Regions from separate parts of the Mus musculus genome. Here all the other regions are linked to region 1. A link is a loop called in an ENCODE intact Hi-C map of the cell type or tissue named here. Cell type or tissue: left cerebral cortex. All regions are shown on one strand.

What was found. Peaks named below come from ENCODE experiments on the same cell type or tissue, not always from the same donor. Only the 100,000 strongest peaks of a DNase experiment are listed, where the experiment ranks them.
Region 2: it touches region 1 in a loop (7-fold over the local background); 5 of 42 quality-filtered maps call a loop at or near these places.
Region 3: it touches region 1 in a loop (2.2-fold over the local background); 6 of 42 quality-filtered maps call a loop at or near these places.
Region 4: it touches region 1 in a loop (3.0-fold over the local background); 3 of 42 quality-filtered maps call a loop at or near these places.
Region 5: it touches region 1 in a loop (12-fold over the local background); 2 of 42 quality-filtered maps call a loop at or near these places.

Annotation. Positions count from the first base shown.
Region 1 is chr1:78,861,409-78,866,408 of GRCm38, reverse strand. The region is part of intron 3 of Gm29536 (predicted gene 29536); the gene reads left to right. Among named protein-coding and RNA genes, the nearest start is that of Kcne4, 47 kb to the right of the region's middle. In left cerebral cortex, no CTCF peak of the experiment used is centred here; DNase peaks (open chromatin) are centred at 354, 1,394 and 2,391.
Region 2 is chr1:78,739,704-78,744,703 of GRCm38, reverse strand. The region is part of intron 3 of Gm38631 (a long non-coding RNA gene); the gene reads right to left. Gm33693 (a long non-coding RNA gene) reads left to right here and starts at 3,924. Exons shown (of 5, transcript XR_865566.2): 1 at 3,924-4,339. In left cerebral cortex, no CTCF peak of the experiment used is centred here; DNase peaks (open chromatin) are centred at 2,294 and 3,831; H3K27ac peaks cover 340 bases.
Region 3 is chr1:78,728,337-78,733,336 of GRCm38, reverse strand. The region is part of intron 2 of Gm38631 (a long non-coding RNA gene); the gene reads right to left. It overlaps Gm33693 (a long non-coding RNA gene), which reads left to right. Exons shown (of 5, transcript XR_865566.2): 2 at 1,443-1,596; 3 at 2,508-2,666. Among named protein-coding and RNA genes, the nearest start is that of Gm33693, 9.9 kb to the left of the region's middle. In left cerebral cortex, no CTCF peak of the experiment used is centred here; a DNase peak (open chromatin) is centred at 2,703.
Region 4 is chr1:79,438,106-79,443,105 of GRCm38, reverse strand. Scg2 (secretogranin II) reads left to right here and starts at 3,080. Exons shown (of 2, transcript NM_009129.3): 1 at 3,080-3,150. In left cerebral cortex, a CTCF peak has its summit at 2,905; DNase peaks (open chromatin) are centred at 3,012 and 4,235; H3K4me3 peaks cover 2,340 bases; H3K27ac peaks cover 2,055 bases.
Region 5 is chr1:79,483,563-79,488,562 of GRCm38, reverse strand. No RefSeq gene overlaps it. Among named protein-coding and RNA genes, the nearest start is that of Gm24160, 28 kb to the left of the region's middle. In left cerebral cortex, no CTCF peak of the experiment used is centred here; DNase peaks (open chromatin) are centred at 2,307 and 2,826.

The DNA.
Region 1 (5,000 bases):
TACATAGTAACTTTAACTTATGTAAAGTTGTTTAGAGAGTGACTCTATTGTACGTCAAAGCCCATCTGTCAATGATCTGCTTGTGTCACTCTCAGAGTCTCCAGCTTACATGACATGGTATTGTTTTCAATTAGCCAAAGTCTTCTTACACTCAGTTCATAGTTTTCACCAAAATTCCAGATAGTTAAGCTTTTGGACCACTGAACTCAAAATAAGTGACATGGTTAGAGAGTGTGTCATCGTGGTTTGGGTTAGATTTTCTTTGTAAGCAACCCAAACCCCATTGACGAGGCTTAAACAATATGGGGAGTTACTGGCTCATAATAATATCAACCCACTTCAGCCACTGCCAAGTCCTGGTTTTAACAACACTGGTACGTGCAAGCTCTACACACCATCTGCCGTGTTAAGATTTATGTAAATAAAGATGCCCTTCAGCCTCCGCAGTTGCACATTCTGAGCAGAATCCAGGTACATTTCCCCAGTATCTAGGTGAAAGGCTCAGAATGGTTTCCGCTAGCCTGAGTTTGGTCATATGACCATATGGTCATCATATGATGATCTGCAGGGCCATCACAGGGACTCTTAATAGTGCTGAAGTATGGGAAAGACTCATGGACCCCAGCAGACCAGATCAAACGAGAATGGAATCACTTTATAATGGGTTACAGAGTCCAACTTAGTTTTGATATAGGTCCATTTTCCAGGAAATTAGAAGATTCCAATCAAGACAGTAAGGAAGTCCCCTCTGTTTTAACCCTAAAAGGGCAGTTTTGAAACAAACAGCATGTTCTTTATTCTGTTCCCCTCTTCAGGATTTTTTTTCTTCTTTTTTTTTTCTGCCTGTGTTGTCTTCTGCCTCTGATCAACTCACCAGAAACCCATTCTATTTCAGTCACAAACTAAAAACTCAATTAAGGTGCTTATGCTAAAGTTGTCTGTGTTGACAGTGGTCAGGCTTTGCTCCCGTGGTAATCCTGGACTTCAGTCCCTCGGATTCTGGGTAAATTGGAAAAAGGAAACAGTAAGGACGATAATGGAAGAAGAAACCAAGGCACCGTGACAAGAAGAATAGAGAAGGCAGAGAAAGAAAAACAGACCGCAGTGAATTTCTATAGAACTTCATTTGGGTTTCTAGGGGGTTTGATACAAGGAAATCTTGGGGTAAGCATATATTGAGTCATGCCTAGGAGTAACACTTCTAAATGTCCCATATGGGGGACGATAAACTCAACACTGATCCTCTCCAACATACAGTACCTTGAACATTAGGTCTTTTTAAATAAAGCATATTTTTTCTTGATTACAGTATGTTTCTATTGCCACCCTCATAACGACTTTCACACTTTTTTGTCTCACTTTGGAATAAAACTTTCAGTGTGAAATTTCTCTTCTATCTTCACTTTGATTATGTGAGCAGTTTCTCAGTCTTGGTTAAGTCTTTCTGGAATATCATTTTCTCCTAAAACAGGAAGTAGGGGAGCCAAAAATAATCTTTCCTTTAGCCTAGTAGCTTTCCAGTGAATGTTGCTGGAAGGTTTAATAAAAGGCAGTATTAGCAGCCAGCAATTTCCAAGCTGGTACTGCACACACGGCAGCATTTTAAATCTTCAGGAGAGATTTCCTAGATAAATGTCCTTCTCTGTGCACAAAGGCCCTATTTCCTTGAGGAGTGGGCTTAGCTCTGCCTTGCTACCCACTGCAGGCTTCTCTGCTACTGAAAGCTTATACTCACTTCTGTAGTAGTCGGTGTACTTAGTGAATCAGCCACACATGCCACAGGCACCCCGTCCTCAAGCCTCCATAAATCCTGCCAGGCCATGGAAGCCAAGAAACAGATCTGTCCTCTATTCAAAGGCCGCAGAGCCAAGAACTCCCCCAAGTTCTTGCGTCAGAATGACTGATCTTTAACCACACTGGGTGTTCTTTCCTGACCCCACCTGGCAAGTGACCATAACATCTCTTGGAATTATCTACCTCGTCAAGGTTCCCAGTAAGGAGCCAAGGGTCAGGAAGTTGCCTCTACCACTTTCCAGCAACGTGTGGCATCCTTATTCAGCCACACAGCCTCTCTCTCACCCCTTCCTCATCACAGTATTTTGTATTTTGTTTATCGAGTTGGTTTTGGTTTTGTCAATATGTATCGTGTTTCACATGTTGACAAAAGGGTCCTATGCATATGGCCAGGCAAAGCTATCTCTAAGCCTAAGCCAGCCTTCATTCCTGCATCTCCTTTTCCACAGAAACTGATTCCATGTCCGAACCTGCTCTAAGACAGCCAACTCTAAGCCAGTCAGAACATTTTGCAAGAGTTATTCAAGGAAGCATCCTGCTTCCTGCTGGACTTGAAGCTGAGCCAATGCTGGGGACCCAGTTAACAGTTTGCCTGGGAGTTTCCTGGCTTTAACACTGGAAGTCCCACATCTGAGGAATCTCCTTGGTGTTCTGTCACTTGAAGTGATGTGGGGGCTGGAGCTGCTATAACCATATTGTCACGTACAACCTAGCAATCAAACCAGCAGAGAACAAAAGGCCCCAGAGAGGTAGAAAGTCCTTGTACCCCTTTCTCCCTTTTCACAGCCCACCATGCTCTTTAGGCCAACATAAATAGAACTTCCTGATACTCTTCACAGGCAATCTTTTCACTAACATACAGCTCCATGATGTAACACAGGTTTAACTTCCCGGAGGCTCAGGTAATGCAGCTGTGAAACCAGAATGACATCTTCCACAAATTAAATGTGACAGCGACATCAAGAGCCTATCTGAGTACCTACCATACAATAACTGCCAAATAACTTTTGTCCCTTTTCTTCTATAAGCTAGAGACCTCATAAACACTACAGGGAGATGGTAATAGATTAAAGGAACAAGAGCTGCACCAGCTCTGATTGTTCATCACAGGGGCAACTGAGAAGCAGCTGAAGAGTGACCTTGCTGAAGTCCTTCAGCTAGTGACAGCCCAGACTAGAAGAAGATCCCCTGAGCTCTGCCTCAGTTCTTACCACTCCATCATGAACTCTGCCCTGCTTTTCTGGCCTGGAGATACTAAGCTGTGGGTGCCAGGAGAGAGTGAGTCTCTCCCAGCCCAAAGAGACGACACCCAGGCATCATGACTGTAACATGACAATCAACAGCCATAGCCAGACCAAGGCCATCCTCAGTGGATGTCAGGCCAGGGTCCTCAAGGGAAATGACCACTGAAACTCTTCTACTGTAATAGGATCACCTAACCAACCAGAACATAAGCTGTAGGCAGAAGCTTGAGCTTATGCCATGGAAACCCCTTCTCCCGCTAACTCCTAATAGTGAAGCATTATCTCTTATGGCTGCATGCTTGGTCCCTGTCCTGAAAATGTATATACCAAGGTGCTAATCCCACCAGTGGGGTAATATTGGAGGGAGCATCTTTGGGAGTTATTTGGATGTGAAGGGGAGACCCTTATCCTAGGGTCAGTGTTCTTGATGACGAGATGGTCACTCGTGTTCCTCCACGATCTCAGATGACTGGCCCTCAGAACTGAAGCTTCAGTTTGTTTCACCCAGCCCTTGGTATCTGTTATAGCAGACATAGCTGACTGAGATTGAATCAATAACCTATTGTTAATTGTAAGATTAACACACACACACACACACACACACACACACACACACACACACACACACCAAGCAGATTAAAGACCAGGAAGGCATGAGAGTCCTGGGCTTTGTTGTCACCTGAGGAATGGCCCAGTGCTTAGATGTTCTGTTCTCTCCTCTAGGTTGGACATAGAGCCAGGGCTCACCAGTAGAACCAGTCAGCTGCACTGGTGATTTATTTGCTGTGTCCACAGCCTCCTCTATTACAGCCTGGGCTGGTTTTACTCTAAGATGACTTGAGGTCATAAAAGGAATAGTCTCCTTGACTGCCACATGTTTGGAAGAGATATTTGGGACATAGTGGCCAAGTGAGTTCCCCCAGGACTTCTGGGCTTGAGCCCAGCGTTTCAGAAAGTCTAAGAGGAATGTACAGTACTGAACTGAGGGAGTTTTTCTTGCTACAATGCAGCAGCCACCTCTGCTACCTCAGGGTCAGAAAGGGGAGCATATCACCCACTGTGCACTAATATGTTCCCATGTGGCTAAGAAGGTTGGAGACCATGACTGAAGCAATGGGTCTAGCCATAACCTACATTTAGTGGTGCAGAGTTTAAGGGCCCATCTTAGCATATTTCTCAGCCCCACAGGTTCTTAACTACCTGCCAAGGAGCACCAGGATAAGATCACGATCTTAGCATCAGTTTCATCACTGGTAAAGCAGGATTTGAGGTCCTGGCTTCATTCAGAGGCCAAAAGGAAGACTTTCTCCTTCCTGCCCTTTGCCTATCTGAGCCTTTGGCCCCACAAAGAGGCAACACATCCAGATTCCTCACATACTTAGGGCTTTTCACCAGCTCTTAGGGGTCTCAAAATCATCTCCTTCATGTTCTCCCTCATCCCAAGTGTAAATGCAAGCAAAGGCCCCCTCAGCAACCCACTCACATCACTTCGCCTTCACTGCATTCCTTAACTTCCACAACTTGAAAAACAAACCAACGAAAGCCTAATTTTAAAGACTTAAATATTAGATGTGATGGTATACACTTGTAATCCCAGCCATTAGGAGGCTAATGCTGTAAACTGGAGGATAACAATGCTAAGTCCAATTTACATAAGGAAACCCTCTCTCAAAATATGAAACCAAAGGGGAAAAAGTTAGGGTACGGGGGAGGAAGCTAAGCATATGTGTTTCCAAATACCCAAAAGACAGCCCTACCCAGACACCAATAACTAAAGGACAGCTTGCTCTCTCTCTCTCTCTCTCTCTCTCTCTCTCTCTCTCTCTCTCTTTCTCTCTCTCTCTACTGGGCCAGAATCAGGATGAAACTTTAGGAAGCTTTTGCCTCATTAAGCCTGGGTTAATCAAGGGAAGAGGGCTAAGTGTGATCACTTGTTAGTAGACTTATAAAAGTTGCTAAGCT
Region 2 (5,000 bases), 120 kb after region 1:
CTGTGAGGATCCAATATTGATGGTGTCACAGAAGTCAGAGATCTCGAACCAGACCAGTGACTCATTGCAATGAACATCTGCAAGTGAAGATGTGTGGTCACAGGGATATACTGTGGGACACACTGTGACATACTGTAGCTTTCACAATGAGAGTTTTCTATGCTTTTGTTATTGTTGTTTGTGTTTTATTTGTGGGGGGAGGTTGCAAGGGTGAGTGGTGGATATGAGGGCATGGGGGGGATAAGAGGGACTGGGATGCATGATGTGAAACTCACAAAGAATCAATTAAAAATGGTTTTTTTTAATGTGTGGCAGGGATACTAAAGATTTTCACATTTTGCTTATATTTTAGTTGTACTTGTCATAGCCTATAGAGTCAGAGACCTTCTGACTTCTTGCTGTATTTCAGCCCCCAGTGGGGAAACTGGGATGCTTGAAACAGCCAATGAATGAGTAAAACACTGCCTAGTTTTCCTCCAGGTTCACTGTTATCATAAACTCATAAGTATTTAAGTATATGCTACTACAGTGTGTGTGAGTGTGAGTGTGTGTGTGTGTGTGTGTGTGTGTGTATGTGCACGTGTGTATATGTGTTGGTATATGTATACTTGTGTTGGTGTGTGTCTAACTGTGTCCATGTTGGTATGTATAAGTTTTGGTGCGTGTTATGTTATTGTGTGTCTGTATATTTGTATGTGTGTTGAAGTATATATATGTGTGAGTGTTGGCATGTGTACAGAATCATGTTTGCATATGTGTGTGTGTGTGCGCTCATGTGTGCATTTACCAAATCCTAGTTTCTGAAGCACTGATGTCCAAGAAACTATGATTTCTTTTTTTTTTTTCTACCTTTAGCTATCTAGTTGAGAAAAGTAGAATGTTATCTTCTCAGAATGTCCCACTACTAAGAGACTTCCAACCCTGTGATAAACTATGCATTTGAACTGTTTTATACTCAAACTGGATCGTCCCTTAGTAAGCGAGAACTCAACCCATTTCTAAGGCAGGTAAATCAGGACAACCTCACTAAGGTCAACACTAGAGTGAAGTAGAGGCCTGTGACAACTGAGAGAAGGCAAGCATATGACAGAGCCACTGCTTACCCACAGCCAAACACGGCTGAAAGTGCCCCCTGCGCACCGCTTCCACCATCTCCCCAGCAGCCCTTGGTTAACCGTTACTTCCCACCAGCTCCTCATCTTAGAAATGCTTTACCCCACAAGCCACACTTCCAATTAACTCTCTCATTCCTCTGTCCAAACCTAGTTTAGATTACCTTGGGGACCAGTTCTCACATCCACCAAAGTGGGGGATGAGAACTCTTTCTCATCTCTGATCCTTTGGGATTACCTGCCTGACAACAAGGCCATTGTGCTAATATTGCAGACCAGAGAAGAGGTGTGAGTCTAAGCCCTTAGCTCCTCCACAGACAGAATCTCCTTGGGATGGAGGCAGCATCAGCTTTTAGAGCTGAATATTGAAGCACATTTCCTGAGGAGGTAAATGTTGATGGGAACAGGCAGGCTCCGTCAGTTCTGGCCTCCACCGTGACCTTTTCTTCTCTGGGCCAGAGTGTGACCCATTGTGCCTGAAGGGTTGGAGGACACAGCACTAACTCTCATCCCTGGGCTAACGCTCATTTAAAAAGGTAAACAGCACTGTGGCCCATTTGGCCTCAGAAATGGACTTGGTGGTGTGGTGCCTCGAGGAAGCCAATACTGTCCCATATGGCTACCCAGCTTTCAGTGGAAGAAAATCAAGCGTTTGCATTGGGACCAATGGAAGGCTGAATGAGCCCTGGAGGATGCTTGGGCTGGAAGGGAAGGTTCGGAAGTGCTGGAGGGAGAAAAGAAAAGGAAATAAGCAGAATGCAGACGGGTCGGAGCGGGAGCCCTGAGTTTCCTCTGAACTTTGTACGTGGAGACCTCGCACGTTCTCTGCCTTGGATGCAGTGATTGACAGAACCGCAGCTTGTTCCTGAAAACGCATCGGGATTTTTTTTCTCTCTCTGGTTCCGAGCCTGAAGGACTATTACTGAGAGTGATGCCTTGTATCTGTTTCTTTTTACCTCCACCGTCCCTCATCCCCCTCTGTGCTCTACTCTTCTCACTTCCCCAAGCTCATCTCTCCTTTCCTGTTCTTAGCCTTCTGTCCATCCTCACCAAAGTAGATGGAAAAATCGTCCTCTGGAGGGGAAAAACAAGCGCACTTCCTTGTCGAAGAAGTAAGCCAGTGCTTGTGCTTACAGCTTGTCTTAGGCGGTGTGCGAGTGCTCCCGCCTTCAGTAACTCCCGGGCACCAACTCCATGCCAGCCCGTGCAGATGGTATCTCTGCTCAACTCTGGGTGTTATAATAATTTGGGTGTCTCACGGTTTTCAGACAGATTGGAGAAAGGTATTGTGGGAGTGCAGTGAAAACGCTTTTAATTCTTTATAGCGTCCTCAATAAAGGCTTCTTGGCGGTGGTACTGTTTATGTTGGCTCTTGAAGGATACATAGTGTTGTTGTCGTCGTTGTTGGTTTGGTTTGGTTTTAGACAAAAATAAAAAATTAAAAAGACCTTAAGAATGAAGCAGAACCCCCAGGCTACAGGGCAAGTTCTATGCTAGCCTGAGCTACTTGGGAAACCCTGAACCACAAATAAATAAAACAAAAACAACCAAGACCTTAAAAGAGTAAAGGAAAATCATCCTAAGATGTGAAGCAATGAGGGCTAGAGATACAGCTCAGTTGGTGGAGGGTGTGCCTAGCGTTCTGGAAGCCCTGGGTCCAATCCCCCGCACTGCATTAAGAAAATAAGAATGGGGGACAAACGTGTAAGAGGTTGGAGGGAGGAGATCAGGAGTTCCCCTCATACTCGGTTACACAGCAAGTGCAAGGCCATCCTAAACTACAAAGACCCTGACTCAAAAGCGTGGGGCAGGGAGAGCTGGAGAGATGGCTCAGCAGTTTAGAGCTCTTCCTGCTCGTCCAGAGGTCCTGAGTTTTGTCTCTCGTATCCTCAAAGAGCAGCTCACAATCCCCTGTAACTCCAGACCCAGAGGATAAGACATCCTTTGGGGGTTTCCTTGGGCACATGCAGACATGTGGCATACACACACATGGATAAATCACAGACACATCAGTAACAATAAATCTAGAAGATGAACAGACATAATAGTCAAGCACTTGGAAGACAGAGGTAGGCAGATCTCTATGAGTTCAAGGCCAGCCTGGTCTACAAAGCTAGTTCCTGGACAGCCAGAGTTACAAAGAGAAACCCTGTCTCCAAAAAAAAAAAAAAAAAAACCTCAGAGCCGGGCGTGGTGGCGCACGCCTTTAATCCCAGCACTTGGGAGGCAGAAGCAGGTGGATTTCTGAGTTCGAGGCCAGCCTGGTCTGCAAAGTGAGTTCCAGGACAGCCAGGGCTACACAGAGAAAGCCTGTCTCGAAAAAATTTTTTAAAAAAATAAATTAAATTAATAAATTAATTAAATTAAATTAAGTACCTCAGGAGCCCTGTGCTCTCTATATTGTCATACAAGAACTAGAGACATGTAAGTGACTTAAGTTAAAAATTACCATGGTCACATTTTCATAGTAAGAAGATAGTTTTGGCTACTGGGTCGAGATGTGCAGCTAGGGTAAGTAAGCCCACAACAAGCAAAGCTCCTGCGGGGCTCGAGCAGGAGATGGTGGGGTCAGAAGCCTGTGCAGCACAGGTTTAGAAGAAACAGCCCCATGTTCTCACCACTCTGTTTCCAAAGCAACACTTCTGCCTCCCAGCTTTGCTTCATGGACTCAAACAAGAAAACAGTGCCTGCGTGCCAAGTCACGGACCGCGCTCATGTTTCCTTGGCTTGTTCTTGCGTTGTAAATAAGCTCTGGCACAGAATGATCGGTGGTGTGACACAGCAGTGATCACAATGATGACGAGGACGTAACCACCTACTTAGAACATGAGAGTGGACTCTGAACGTCCATGGAGATTTTCTCTCTTCTGGATTTGCCCTTTTCTCCATGCCCCTCCCTTATGGTGATGGAATTAGAAGGTGGAGATTTGGGGAAGCGGTTAAATCCTGAGGGCTCGGCCTTCGTGAATGGGATCAGTAGCGTTATACAAGAAGCAACCTACAGGGAACCGCTGACCTCTGGACACAACAGGATAGCCGTACTTAGGGATTCATAGCAGTTGTGACATCATGAACCACACAGACCCATGCAAGCTCAATCCAGACAAAATCTCAGCATGGAAGGGCAGAGCTAGATAGACGTCCCACCCCCCCAGCTAAGGCGCTATTGGCAACTGGTAGCTGTTCATGGACAGAAGAGCCTGTTTTCTTTAAGAGTGTAGCACCTGGTAAGTGCCATGCTCCCAGGAGTTTATACAGTACCAACTGTACTTGATTTAAAAAAAAAAAAGACATGGACTGGAAAGATGGCTCAGTGGTTAAGAGCACTGACTAAGTTCAATTCTCAGCAACCACATGGTGGCTCACAGCCATCTGTAATGGGACCCGATGCCCTCTTCTGGTGTGTCTCAAGACAACAACAGTGTACTTGTATATAATAAATACATAAATCTTTTTTAAAAAAAAAAGATTTAAAAAAAAAAAGACACAAAATTGGGTGGGTGGGGAAGAGACGAGGGGCGTTTGAGGAGTTTGAGGAAGGGTGATTATGACCAAAATACATTGTACAAAATTCTCACGGACCAAATAAGAAAATGAGAAAAAGAGGAAAAGAAGCTTGGGTAAGGTGTGTGCCCTTCCACTTGCAGGAAATATGTTAAAAGTACCACCTCTAACAGGCCTCAAGCAGGAACCAAATGCAATGACAGATAGAGCTGACCCCCTAGGCTTGAGAACAGCAAGCCGTACTTTTCTGTTATTTATAAATTGTCCTATCTAAGATATAATATAATACATATTATATAATAATACAAAAATTATAATAGCTCCAAACTAAGACAATGCTGAATACCAATTACTCCTTCACAAGACTTGAGGTTGTATTGTCAG
Region 3 (5,000 bases), 130 kb after region 1:
TACCTCAGAGAAATAGCCACAGTCTCCTGTTCTTTGTAGACTTATTCACTATAGCAGAAGTATAGAATTGATTGAGGCATCAGTGATACATGTACAAAAAAATGGGGGATACACAGGTGCATGCACACACATGCAGTGAATATTATTCAGCCATGAAAAGGAAGAAAATCTTGCCTCCTGGGAGAATGGGGATAAACCTGGAGGGCATTTTGCTAAGCAAAAGAATTTGGAAAAAGAAAGACAAGGATTGCAGGATCACACTTGTAAATGGAATCTTTTAAAGGCTGGTGGTTGCCAGAAGCCGGGAGGGAGGCAGTGGCAGAGATATGGGTCAAATGTTGTTCCTTTGAATGCATGAACCAGGTATAGAAAAGGCTCTTAGAAGTTACAGGTTAAGCCGCCTGTTGTTTACCACTCTAGAGGCGATTAGACGTGGAAGAGTGGAGTTGATAAATGACGTGGACTGAAGCCCCATGCGATAGCTGACTTTATTCAGAGCATCAGACAATTTATACCCTCAGAGTTAAGAAGAATCACACCAATGAAGTGTGCAGTCACAAGAACAAGCTGCACATGGCAAAAACATGTTTCTCCATAGAGGCATATGGACAAAAAAAAACAATATCCAGGGGTAAAGAATAATCTGGAGTAAATTCACTCCTATCTGCTACACGTGGGAGGGGCACAAGAACATGTTCCATGTTTTTAAGAAGCTGAGGTTACAAGACTCTTGTTTTCTTGACGTTTTCTCACACGCACACAGACTTTTCCTCACAAGACTCCATTCTTGAACTGCCTTCTGACAGCCTGTGAAGGAGCAGCCCTTTCCAATCCTTCGCACATAGACTCTCTGAAACGCAATCTCACCCTTGTGTTTACAGTAAGGCTTTGCTTTTACATTCTAATTTCTGCTCTGCGACATTTGTCACAGTTCCAGTTTGAGTACTACAGTCTTCAGCAGTTAAGGGGAGGCGTCATGTCTAAGAGAGAAAGCTGAACTATAAAGACCTGTCTGGGAAGGAGAAGGGCGGGGCGGGGAAGATTATCCATACAGGGCCTGATAGCAGAGACCCCAAGCTCCTGGGATCAGGAGACCCAGCTTCCAGTGCTGCTTTCCCTCAGCTGCAAAGAGACTTCACTTTAAGTGCTTAAGTGCTTCATCACCCAGTACCTCGTCTCCTTATGCGTCACGTGGCAATTAGGTACAAAATGCTGGTGTGTTTCCCAGCATCCATATGACATAAATATCATGTATAACTCCAGTTCTAGGGGATCCAGCACCCTCTTCTGGCCTCCTTGGACATCAAGCACACATATGGTATATATATACATACACATATACATACATACATATAAGCAAACACCCATACATATAAATAAAAATAAATCTTTTCCTTAAAGAAGCAAGTGACTGATATACCTAACTTGGGTGAATCTCACAGATATACGATGCAATGAAAGAAATTAAGCATCGCAGAGCACACCCTGCATGATTTCATTTACATGGAGACTGGAAAGAAAGCAATTGTGAAGGAGGTCAGAAGGAAAGGATTTCCTGAAGGATCTCGGCCCAGAGGGTCATGCTGGGAGTCTTCGGTAAGAGTCACATGACAACTATGTAAAATATGCACCTAAGTTAAAGTGGTCACATGTAGAGTTCAGGGATAGGTACTTTAATGCAAAAGTAGTCATACAGTAGTTAAGTCCAAAGGAACAAGTGAATTCCAAGAGAGAAGCAGAGATGGGTCGGGTGGCCTTAACATTTAAGGATGGCAAGCTAAGTGACAGGAAAGGAGCAAAGGATCCAGAGACGAGGAGGTAATGGATATAGGAAGGTGTGTGGGGCCGAGGGAGTGGCAAGGAAAGATGGAGAGGGTGATGCACACTCATAAGTAGAAATGACATATATGAAAATGTGTGTGTGTGTGTGTTGTGTGTGTGCGCACACGCACGCGTTAGTTTGTATAGAAATTTGGTGAAAGGGTTATTTCCTTTTCCTATTGCTATAACAGAATACCCACTACTAGGTTTTCTAGCGAGCCCATGAGAGCAGCTCAATGGACAATTAGCAAAGTACAAGGTCTCAAGCGACCTAAGGAAGGAAGGGCTTGCTTCAAGCTGCCACCCTCAGTAGCAAGGCAGAGGAGACAGCAGGAACTTGAAGCAGGCGGTCACGTTGAATCTAGTCTGGCTACATAGGGAGAGGAATGAATGTCAGTGCGCAGTTTTCTCAGAGTTCTGTACTCCAGAACCCACTGCCCGAGGGATGGGCCTGCCCACAGTAAAGACAATTCTTCCCACCCCGATTAATCCAACCAGGTGAAACTGGATCCTGTTGATCTGACAACACTCCCTATGAGAGTAAACGCCTACAGGTGACTATTCTCATACTTTGAATGTGTTTGTATACTTCTTTCCCTCCATTTTGATTATAAATGTCCTAAGCACAGAAACTTGGTCGTCTCAGGTTGATCTTTTTCAAACTGTCTACACCTGCTTCTTCCCAGCAACTTCACACACTTGATGCTCTTGAAGGACAGAATACAGCACGTGTGTCCTGGGGTTCACATTGAGATCAGCTCCCTCTGTGAGGAAGGACTTTGATACCAGTCCACTTGTCCCAAAATGCATCGTCTGGAGTCTCAGGCGCTCTGTCTGTGAGTGAGGTAAAAATAAATTGCTTAAAATTCAAGAAGACATTTCAGAGAAACAGAGACTAGATGAACACAGCCCCCGTGGCAATAAAGCAGACATCGAAGGATCCAGACAGAGTTCTGAAGGAGGAAGACAGGGTTGCCTTGCCCTCGGGTCTCATTAGATGAAATAACACAGGGAGGTGACATCTTTAAAGATGTTTAGAAGTTGCCTGCACGATCGTGAAATTGCTAGTGGCAGTATTAGGTTTTCAAAATACGCAGAGGGAGCCCATGAGAGCAGCTCAATTGGCAATTAGGACAGCAGAGGGTCAGAAGCAGCTTCCTGCTCTTCCAGCAATGAGTCACAAGCTGCTAATTAAGAAATCAGTGACCTGTCAAAGGCTTGATATAACCTAATGGTCTATAGCCCTTGGTGGTGATGACTAAGAATATTGCCAGGTTTGGGATTTAATCTTTAACTTGACTTCCTGGGGTGATGAGAGGATGAACAGAAAAGTGGTCGCTTTGTTCATTGATGGATCCTAGATGCAGGGAAACATGTAATACCATAAAGCAAGGGGGATTAAGAATTTTAGCCTTCTGTGTTCTGCTTCGGTCCACACCACACCAACAGCCACATTTGAGTTAGCAGGCTTCCCGTACAGATGGGTTTCTTAGTAAGGCATGCTAGAACCCACACTGATCAGAGCCGATGATATCAGCCCTCACACCCTCCCTATGAAAAGATCATGTCAAAAGCTCATAAAGGAGACTGCAGATGTGGCTCAGTTGATTAAAGTGACTACCAAAAATAACTGAGGGCCTGAGTCCAGGTCCCCAACGCTCATGTGAAAGCTAGGTGTGGTGGTTCGAAACTGAGCCCTACGCTGGGAAGTGGAGACAGGAGGATTCCCAGAACCACTAAACAGTCAATGTGCTCTGGGCTCAGTGACTCTGGTAGTTTAAATGACAGCATGCAGCAGGCTTTAAATGACAGCACTGTGCAGGCCTGAAGAAGTGCTGACACAAGTCCACTAAGGTTGTCATTGGTTTATTATCTTCTGAGATGTCTGTGATAGGTGATCTTGATTGGGTCTAGGGTCAACTGAGAGATGTGCCTTAGGAGGGATCTGCCAGTGACTTTCCAGGAAGAAGTAACTGAGGGAAGATGCTCCCCCCACCCCCAGAGCAGGCGGTACCTTCACAAAGGGCCACCTGCCCCGCTGCTGGTGAGTTTGGCTCTCCTGGTGTGCTGCCACCACCCTTCACTGCCATCCCAAAGATCATGTTCAGACTTTGAATATGGATTGGAGACCAGCAGCTTGGTGCCAGATTGGGAATGCTGAAGCATTCGACTTTGTATCTGACCAGCTACCAGGTTCTGAGCCTCTCCTGCATGCAGACAGCCATTAACAAACTACCCAACCCCTGTGGGTAAGACAAGTTAACAAATACCCCGTATAATACACATTCATTGTTATCTGTGTGTGACTCTAGAACAGAAGTTCTCAACCTGGGGTCACAACCCTTTTGGGATCCAATGACCTTTTCACAAGAGTCACACATCAGATACTGCACATTCTATGCTTGCATTGCAGAGCATAACTGTTATGGGGTAGCAAGTAAATAAATAATCTTATGGTTGGGGTCACAACAACACATAGAACTATACTAAAGGGTCACAGCATTAATAAGGTTGAGGGCCACATCCTGAAAATTCCCAATACATTGTCTTATAACCGCTCTATTTCTTTACAAAGCTTGAACCATTTCCAGTCATTGCTCCATCCATGGAGAGAAAGTATGAATGTGTCGGTTGTGTCTCCATGTTTAAGACTCTTTGGAGGAAGCCAGTTATAAGCTGGCAGGGGGCCATTAAGGTCCCACAGAGGAGACATTCTCCAAATATCACACTTCATTGTCGGATTATGACTCTAAAGCTAGCCAAGACCTCCAATACAAGGTCCTCCACTGGTCTTGATTTCTCTACTGATAGTGGAGAAGGCTCCTCTGGACTAGTGCTGGGATGTTGCCATAAAAGATAGGGCTGCTGGCATAGGGTAGCGAGTCTCTTGGCATCTCGTGGAGTAATAATTTCCATGAAATTCAATAAGAAAGGATGGAGTAGCCACCATCATTCATTAAGAAAATGTTGGTTTTCCCCATGCCTGGAGAGCAGTCACCCCGCCTTGCTAATTGGCACTACTGTGGTGCTTAATCTCAATTATAATTAGATAAGATCTGGAACCACCAAGTTTCCAGGCCTGTGAGCATGCCTGTGCTGGGATTATCTTGATTAGGTGGACTGAAGTGGGAAGGCTCATCCACCATGGATAGCACCTTTCTGTGGATGCATAAGGAGAA
Region 4 (5,000 bases), 580 kb before region 1:
CTCTTTCTCCTCCTATTTCTTGTCACTGAATTTGAAGCTTGATGATTTAGCAAACTGACTGTCTAGCAAGTCCCAAGCATCTGTCTCTGCCTTCCCAGTGCTGGGGGCAGAGGGATATGCCTTGCACCTGGCTCTCACATGGGTGCAACAGATGGAACCCAGGCCCTCATGCTTGGGTAGCAAGTACTTTTACTGAACCATCTCCTCTGTACCTGTCCTTTTGATTATTAAAGGCATTGGTAGGTAAGGCACTGTCTTTAGAACTTTCAAAATTCTATGGATTTTGGTCTTTGTCCAACAAGTTAAGCACTCTATGAGTGAATTAACCTGGACAAGAGTGGCCTTCTGGATAGTGCTCTTTAGGCCTGTGCTGAATCTACTCATCAGTAAAGAATAATGAACCATGTGGCACTTCTAAGGCTGTGTTGATACTGGTAAGTTCATCTAATCCTAGAGAACTGCTAAACAGAAAACTAAGTGAAACCAGTGGAATGTAAAGTGAATAAGTAATAAACAAACAAACCAACAAATAAATTTTAAAAATTAAGTGAAACCCAGACCACCTTTGTTAAGACTTCAAAAATATCATATGTGTTTAAAAGCCAACATCCAAGGGAATGAGCTCATGTTACTAAAATGTCTCCTTGAGAAGCAAGCCTTGTATACTCAAGTCTTTTCAACCTAGTATGTGACCATGTTCTACCAACTCATTGTGAAGGATCAATATACACCAGTACATTGAATGTGTAGCCCCAGCATGTTCCAGTGAGGTCCATGTGAACTCATGTGATGCTCTCTCATCATTGAGGAAAATTAAATATCTTTCCCAGAGCAAATCAGTGAGGACTTCTGTGAAATTTTTTTCATAAGTTTTAAAACTATTTTAGTATTTATTTCATATTCATAAGTTTTGAACAATTCAACAGTGTTTTGTAGAGTAGGAAGTCTTACAAACCTAATAAAAGATCAGCTTAGGTCTATTAGCTGGAGGTCTCTCCTCCTCTTACTCATTACTATATAGATAGAGTCAACAACTAATAAGCCACAAAACTTTCTTTCTTTTTTTTTTCATTTTAGCATGTTTACTTTTTTGTTTTTTATTAGATATTTTCTTCATTTACATTTCAAATGCTATCCCAAAAGTCCCCTATACCCCCCCTCCCACCCTGCTTCCCAATCTACCCACTCTCACTTCCTGGCCCTGGCATTTCCCTGTACTGGGGCATATAATCTTCCCAAGACCAAGGGCCTCTCCTCCCATTGATGGCGGACTAGGTCATCCTCTGCTACATATGCAACTAGAGACACAGCTCTGGGGGGGGGGGTTGTGTGTGTTACTGGTTAGTTCATATTGTTGCTCCTCCTATAGGGTTGCAGACCCCTTTAGCTCCTTGGGTACTTTCTCTAGCTCTTTCATTAGGGGCCCTGTGTTCCATCTAATAGCTGACTGTGAGCATCCACTTCTGTGCTTGCCAGGCACTGGCATAGCCTCACAAGAGACAGCTATATCAGGGTCTTGTCAGCAAAATCTTTCTGGCATATGCAATAGTGTCTGGGTTTGGTGGTTGTATATGGGCTGGATCCCCGGGTGGGGCAGTCTCTGGATGGTCTTTCCTTCCGTCTTAGCTCCAAACTTTGTCTCTGTAACTCCTTCCATGGGTACTTTGTTTCCCATTCTAAGAAGGAGCAAAGTATCCACACTTCCTTCTTCTTCCTTCTTCTTGAGTTTTGCAAATGCCACAAAACTTTCAAAGCCTTCTGAATAGCCTTCTCTTTAGTGCTTTCCAATGTATATTAAAATAATCTATCTTTCATCCCCATTGATTAAAGCCTTCTTAAAGCCAGAAAACTATATTCATTTTTTTCTTTTCCCAGTAGTTCACAAACTATCTGGCACCTCATAAGCATCATAACTCAGTTGGTGGGTAGATAAAATTGGAATGTGATTGTTCAGTCAGCAGAGACTTTTAGAGGACCTCATACAACAAGATTCTCTCAGTTCTCAGAAATATATTTCAGTATATACAGGGTTAGAGGACTCACATCTTTAATAAAATAAAGTTAAAAATTTAGACCTGTATAAATTATTAAGGTACCTAATCAAGTTCCACGGCAAAGTACAGCCATGGTTATGAATTATAAATCCAAGAAGCGGTGGGTTAACTCTGACATTGTTCCTTGGATGGTTCTCATTCATTGAAGTTAGTCACCTCAACTTACTCAACCAAAACCTAGAAGTATTTCTGTGGTACTATGTTCTCTTGATGCCAAGAGGGCTCTAGGCATATGAAAATCTCTCAATCTCTCTCCCTCTCTCTCCCCCTTCCACCCCCACTCTCTCTCTTCTAGCAGTAATCCCTCCCTTCCTGGTAGGCAGTATGTTTTTTGGAGCACAGTTTCTTAGCTATCTCTTGCAACACCTGATTTTGCTGAAGATTTGAATGGCCTCATATAGAAGTATCAACAACTTGAGCGTCTGTGAACTCTCATTTTGAACACTGTGCTGAAAGAATTGGAGTTGATTCTCATTAAAAAAAAAATTAAGCATCTCACCTTTTTTGCTCAAACTAAACAGTTTTAAAACAGTTCTGCCTGGAGTCATGATATGAAATACGATCTATCATATTTGCAATGTTCTGTTCAATTGTGGCTGCACCAGGAAATGAGAACGTATTTCTTTATAGGCACAAATAAAAAGATAGTCATTATCTGTAAAATTCTTATGACATGGCAGCAAGCCCAAGAAACCTTTCTAAACAAGGCGTGAAAACGCAGAGATGTCCTTGCAATTAGTCATGTCTATCTGACAGATTTCTTCCTTTCTAAGGGAATTTGTGCTGAACATTTTATTTCGAGCCTCAGAGATAAAAGAAGGGGGAAGAAGCTGTAGTTTTTGCTACATAAGACAGGTGGCGTAAGCATGCAACGCTTTAAAAAAATATCTAAAGTGATTGTTTTCTCTCGGATTCTTTGAAAAAGCTCGCCTGCGCTGGGGTTTGAGGCTGAGCCGGTGACGTCAGCGTGGAATGCGGAGTCAGGCGCCCAGGCTCTCTATAAGCCGAGGAGCTGTCCGGTGCTGAAACGGCCCGAGCCCTCACTCAGCGGCAGAGAGGAGCATGCTTGGAGCCTTCCACATAATATAAGACAGAGGTAAGACTGCTTTCTCTTCTATTTACTGGAAAGTTCTCATTTGAGTGTCCCTCCCTGTTTTCCCAGATGAGAGGAAAAAGACCGTTGGCAAGCTTATATTGATAGAATAACCGGACAACCTGCTGCTTTTTAGGCAAGGATACTCTATACGTGTGTGCCGAAATGAGGGGCTCTGTGATTTACAGGACTTGTCAGAGAATATGCATTAACTATAATGTTACTGAGTAAAACTGTATGCAAGGAGAGCAGAAAAGTTGAGAATTTTAACGTCAACATGCCGATTAATGTAAAGTTAACCAAACCTTATGTTTTGATTCTTTCTCTAATGTGTTCTTTTTCTCCCAAGAGTCAGATATAGAACCAAAAATATAATTTTATATGCTTAATAATCTTAACAGACAGTTTAAAAGGATTCAAATGTCATCAATCATATGAGTCACAGAGGCAAAAAATTTAGATTTGTTTTCTTTCTTTGATATTCACCTTAAGGGAACTCTGAATTAATTATTAATTATTTTATGAACTGGTATATTCCAGAAGGGCTTATGTTATTATGTGCTAATTTTAGTCTTGAGAAAGCAGCTTAGAATAATTTTGAACATTGACATTTTCCCCTTTTCAAAGATGAACTATCACTTTGTGGGAAAGGTTCATGTTACTAGGAATCACAGAGAAATGATAACTTTGAATCCAGGGAAGAAAATATATAGATCGGTATGGACTGTGATTGTAATTTTTATGCGTTGGTTGGAAAAGCTGATATGTTACTTGCTGAAGAGGTTGATTGAAGCAAATTTATTTTTGTTTATCCTAACTAGGTGGGTTGTTTGAATCAGATTTACTCACATGTGTTGATGGTTCAGTGTCAATGTTCCAGCTGATTTCATAGGAAAGATGTTTTTTACTGTAAGGGGCATCAATAATAGCTGTCTGAGGAGACACAATGTTCCTACCATTTAGACTTCAGAAAATTAAATTTTAAATCAAACACTGTGTAAGGTGTTAGAACTATTAAAGCCATCTTCACTGCTTGCAAGAGCAGCTCCTAGAGAAATGAAGTCCTTTGAGTGTTAGAAGCAATAACGGTGTCATCTAAAGTAAACCAGAGTCAGCGACGAGTCGGCCATGCATGTTAGGCTGTGGTTCAAACTGCAATGTGCATTCTTTCTCTAATTCTACAGAAAAACCTCCCTTCAAAGTAGTGGGTTCTCAGATAATCACGTAATCCATATGCTAAGATGTGTTAAGAGTATGTCAAGATAATGATCTTAAAGCAAATGCACTCAATATGGCTTTCAAGATAACATTTAACATGACAGTAGTGAAAGCTGATTGCCAAAGCTAAATCAATCCTGAAGTAATATGAAATATATTATATACATATAGAACCCTTTTTATTTAAACTTCATTATATCACTCACAAGTTTATGGGTACAGTTTCTTGAAGAAAGCATTTGTTTATTTTGGAAATGTTCTGTGTATGCTTAAATAGCCTACTTGGTGGTAATCTTAATCAGCCTATGTATGTAAGCAAAGGAAGTTTCTATACCTACAACCTATTGACAGTTCTAAAAAAATTATAGCATTCATTATCAGCAAGATCTGTTAAGCAATATCTAGATGCTTAATCTAACAGGAAATCATTTTCACATAACTTTGCTTATTTGCCACAAACCAGGATGTATCGAAGACATGAATAAACTTATAGATTTATTTACATGCATTTGTTTACAAAAGAAATTTCAAGGATTGAAATAGCTTCTCCAATTATCAGCAATGCCAAGCAGGAAGTGTACAAGTGATTCCTCTTACTAATCCATCTGTGAGATTTTAAAAATATTGGAGAAAAA
Region 5 (5,000 bases), 620 kb before region 1:
AGCGGAAGGGGCTTCTGCCCCAGGTCAGGCCCGGGTAGTCTGCTTCCCTATGTACCGCAGTGTCAGGTTCCGCGCGATTGGATTGGGGCCGGCGCTGTGTTCCACTCACCAGAGGTCTTAGGATCCCGTGGGGAATCCTGTGTGGGCCCTTGCGGGTTTCAGGCGACTCCGCTGGCAAGGTAGCCCGGGGCTCGAGTCACTTTATTTCTTCTTTAGGGCCCTGTATTAATTACTTTTTTTCTCATCTTGACAAAACCACCAACTAAAGCACTTTAAAGTTTATTTTGACTCCTAATTTCCCAGGACTCAATCCATCATGGTGCAGAAGGCATGGTGATGGGAGCAGCCCCACCACTGGCTGGAGTGTGTGGTGAATCTTAGCAAATTGTAGAGAAGACCCCTCAGGTGAGGACCAAGAGTAAACATGGATGTTGAAGGTCTGGCCCTAGTGACATGTATCTGTCTCTGTGCTTTATAGTTTTCTAAAACAATGTCACCAGCTGGGGACCAAGTATTCAAATACAAAAACCTTCAGAGAACATTTCAAACCCTAATTAGCCCTACTTCCAAATACAACCATATTGAAAGTGGAGTTTCTACCTATGAATTTTGAGGCATCTTTTGGACAAACATCCAGCCCATGGCATGAATATCAATTGCAGATGAAATTTCAGTAGCCAGGAAGACTGACTAAATGTACAAAATATTCTCACAACAAATTGTTATACTATGGTTCAATTCTAATTCTTATTTGGGCTTGAAAGAAAAGGAACTACTATCAGAATTTAAGAGAATTCAGACTCAGAGGGAAAATACGGACAAGAAACTGATTTCCCAGGGACATCGTAAGTCATTGATGAGTGGTGCTAAGTCCTGGGAAGTAAGATTAAGTGTGTGCTGCTCACTGGGAAGCAGAAGAAAAGCCTTATGGGTAGATCTGTGACACAGTCCTCTGAGAAAAAGAGGACAGAAAATCTTTACCCAGTGGTTTAGAGAAGGATGAGGAAATGTAATATCCATCTCTGAGAGAAACAGACTTCTATGAAAAGAAGCTGTGGCTTTCAGTTCTTCCTTCATGAGAATACCTCGGGTTGTCTGTCGCCCGAGTGTATCCCTGAAACAGGTGTTGCAACCAGTTGGTGCTGTGATCCTTTAAGAGATAGAACCTATGGTTGGCATGTAGCTCAGTGGTAGAGTGCTCGCTTATGAGAGTAGGGTCCTGTGTTCGATTGTTACACTGAAAACCAGGAAGAGGTGCTGCCTACTGAAGGTGGCAAGACCATCAACGTCAAAGGGGTTCCATAGAGTGAGCTTCCTCTTGAGAGGATGTTGTTGTAATATAATGGCTCTTGGGTCTCTTCCTCCCTTCTTACAGCACTCTACTGTGACATCATCTGTCATGAGGTTTCCACCAAATGCTTGACCAATGGGATTACCAAATCTTGGAGGCTCCAAACCTGTGAGCTATGTAAACTTGCTTTCTTTATAAGATGTTCACTTAAAAAAAAAAAAAAAAAAGAAACTGTTGCTTTGATTCTGCCTCCCAGACTGGTATATCCACTCGCACAGTGCAAAATTCCAAGCAGAGAAATTACAGCAAAACTTTTCTAAGCCATAAGCATCCCTGGGTTCTCAGCAGAATGAGACAGAAGTTACTCCTTAAGGAACCGGTTTAATTCCATGGGAAATTGCTTGGCATTTCATCATCTAAGACAGAAAGACCTTAATAAGTTGCTTGTGGGGATTTTTTTTTCTACACATATTACACATCCGCATCTGCATGTCTGTCCATGAATCCCATTACCACCGTAATCGTTTTACTTGTGGAAAGCAACATTCTCTGTGGGGGAGATGTGGCTAGCACTTGCTATCAAAAAAAAAAAAATTGAAGCAAAAGCAGAATTTAGGGAAAGATAAGCCATGAAAATATGGCTCAATAAGAAACAATCACAAGCTAGCCAAGGTGACGTAGTGATACTCTGTCTCCAAAACAAACAAGCAAGTCAACAAACAACAAAAAGCAAATAATGCGGTTGCCCTAGAGGATTGTAATTGTACAAAACCATTTCCATTTGATTGACTTATACAGGTGTGTCTCTGAGCAAAGAGATTTCCAGACCTACTCACCCCTTCACATTAATGCCTTCTGGTTATCTCCTTCAGATCCAATTAAAGTCAAAGAAGTATTGTTTTCTCCAGAGCATCCTGTGGGGATGTATGAAAGGCACGATGCATCTGCAGGTTGCTTGGATGAATTCAGTGTCAATATGTCTCTTGCAAGTGGCCTAACAAGGGCGGGATGAGCAGCAGAGGTGCCAGTTTGCTGGAAAGGAGGTGCAGTTTCTTTTCTGAATTCTGAGTAGTTACTTAGGAGATCTTCGAACCCTGCACTAGAAATGCACAGCCTTTCCTGGAACCGGTGGACAACTTTCTGCCTCCAGAAATAGCTGGCTCTATTTTTTTTTTTTTTGTAATGTTTTGGTGAAAGCTAGCTACTTCCTTCCCTTTCTGGTAGGTTCTATCTAATTGAGGGCACACTCCAAAGGAAAAATGGGCAGGAAAAGGTAAGATACAAAGTTTTAATCATAAAATTATTTTTAAAGAATCCCACAGAACCTCTGTAGTGTTGAAGCCAGGCTTGCAGGCTCATGGTACTGACTTCCTTGTCCAATTGTAAAGTGAGAGATTAGAATAGCCATACCCGAATCTTGGCTGGACGCACCAAGCCTGCTTACTGAGCATGTGGCACACATTCCTAACATGCAACAGCATTTCTCATCCACCACCTCTTTCTTAACACATAGGAGTCTTTTTTCTCATCCCTCTTGGGAGGTAGGCGGAACCATATGACCCACCATTGGGCTCTTGCAGGAGCCGGAATGGGACTGTTCTGGAGTACAGTTGCAAATGTGTCACGGTAACACTCTCTGAGGAGTCTAACACCGGGTTAAAATCCTCTGTGTGACAAAAAGCTCAGAGTCATGTGGCAAATACATAGGCCACATGACAGTAAGAAGAAGCTGGCCTCCTTGCATCAGTCTTGGTACACAGTGTTCTTTGGAGGAAGTTGTATTTAAAGACCAGGTTCTTCTCTTCCTCCCACTGCCTAGCTAGGTTTCCATTGAAAGCATCCAAAAAAGCATAGGGTATTGAAGATCTTTTCCTTCACTCTGACTCAATGCTTTCTCACTCTTTGACTACCCCCACCCATCTTCTAGTCCCCAGGTCTATATGCTAGGAATTTTTCTCAGATCCTTTCCCAAAGCTCTGCACCTTAAACTATGATGCATGTCACCTGATCCTTACCTGGAACTTCATCCCTGCTTTAAGAAATTAAGAAGTAAATGAACTGTGTCAAAATCAACCTTTTCTGTTTAGAAACTCGCTTCTGTTACCCTGGTGAGCAAACAAAAGGTGGCTTGCTTTTTTCAGTTTGGCTTATTATTTTACATGACCTCCACACACACAACATAGCTAACAAATCTGCTATAGTTGTGAAGATCCCTGTGGTCCAAAGCTGGGTGTAGATGCCACAAGACTGAAACAGCCTCCATTGGAAAACAGCAACTAGAGCAACATTCTCAGATCCAAAGCCGAATAAGGGTACTGATTTTTACTATAGTGTTATCAAAGTTTAATATAAGGGAAGTGCAAACCAAACTGGAAGGAATAACGTCTGCCATCTCAGGGCTGTACAGAGGTCTAAAGTGGCAGGAGGTTTAAAAGGATAAATGTTTCAAGACAGAAGTGATGAAGGACCACTTGTTTAATATGGCTCAATGAGTGTTGAGCTCCTTCAGGACTTTCCAACTGTAGTTGTTAGTCTTTACAGAGGACAAGAAAAAAATAAAAAAAGAGAGAGATGATGAGAGGATGAGAGTACTAGTGAGACAATGTTGGAGAAGAAAGTAAAATTTCATGAGTGAATACAGTGCTTACCCAAAATCTGACATGTTGTTCATTTGTATTACTCCATCAGGTAGACTACCCAGCTTGATGGAGTTGTTGAAGAACAGGGACAGTGCAAGTTTCAGTTATGGCTTTGACTTCAATGGTATCAGGCAGAGTTTATAATTTGCTCCTTTAACATTTAACACTCCTCCATTGCTGGTGGGAGTGCACACTTGTATTATCACTTTGGAAATCAATTTGGAGGTTTTCAGAAACATGGAAATAATTCTATACCACTGGTGGGCATATACCCAAAAGATGCCCCACCATTCCATGAGGTATGGACCATAGGTGAGGACACTTGCTCACCTATGTTCATAGCAACTTTATAATAGCCAGAAACTGAAGACAATCCAGATTTCCTCAACTGAAGAATGAATAAAGAAAATGTGGTTCATTTTCACAATGGAATACTATTCAACCATTAAAAACAAAGACATCATGAAATTTGCAGGCAAATGGATGGAATTAGATATTATCATGCCAAGTGAGGTAACCCAGACCCAGAAAGACATGCATGGCATGTACTCACTTACAAGTGGACACCAACTGTAAAGTGTAGGATAACATGCTACAATCCACAGACCTCCCCCCCCCCAAAAAAAAAAACCTAAGTAACAAGGAAGGTCTAAGGGAGGATGCTTGAATCTCACTCAGAAGAGGAAATAAAATTGACATCAGAAGTAGATGGAGGGAGAGAACTGGGTGGGAGAGGTGGTGAGGAGGGGATTAGGTGTGGAGAAAAAGGGGAGGTAGGAGAGGGCTGGGAGAGAAATCAGTGAGGGGCATCTCTGAGACAAGGCGGAGACTTGGGACAGGGGAGGCTCCTGGGAGTCTATTGCAGAGACCCTAGCTGAGACTCCTAGCAGCTGGGGATATGGAAACTGAAGTGATCACCTCATGAAGCCAAGTGGGAATTCCAATGGAGGGAAAGTGCCCACAAAACCTTTGACCCAAAATTTGTCCTGCCTACAAGAAGTGCAGGTTTAAAGACAAAGCAGAGATTGGCCAACTAATGACTGGCCCAACTTGAGACTCATCCCATGGGA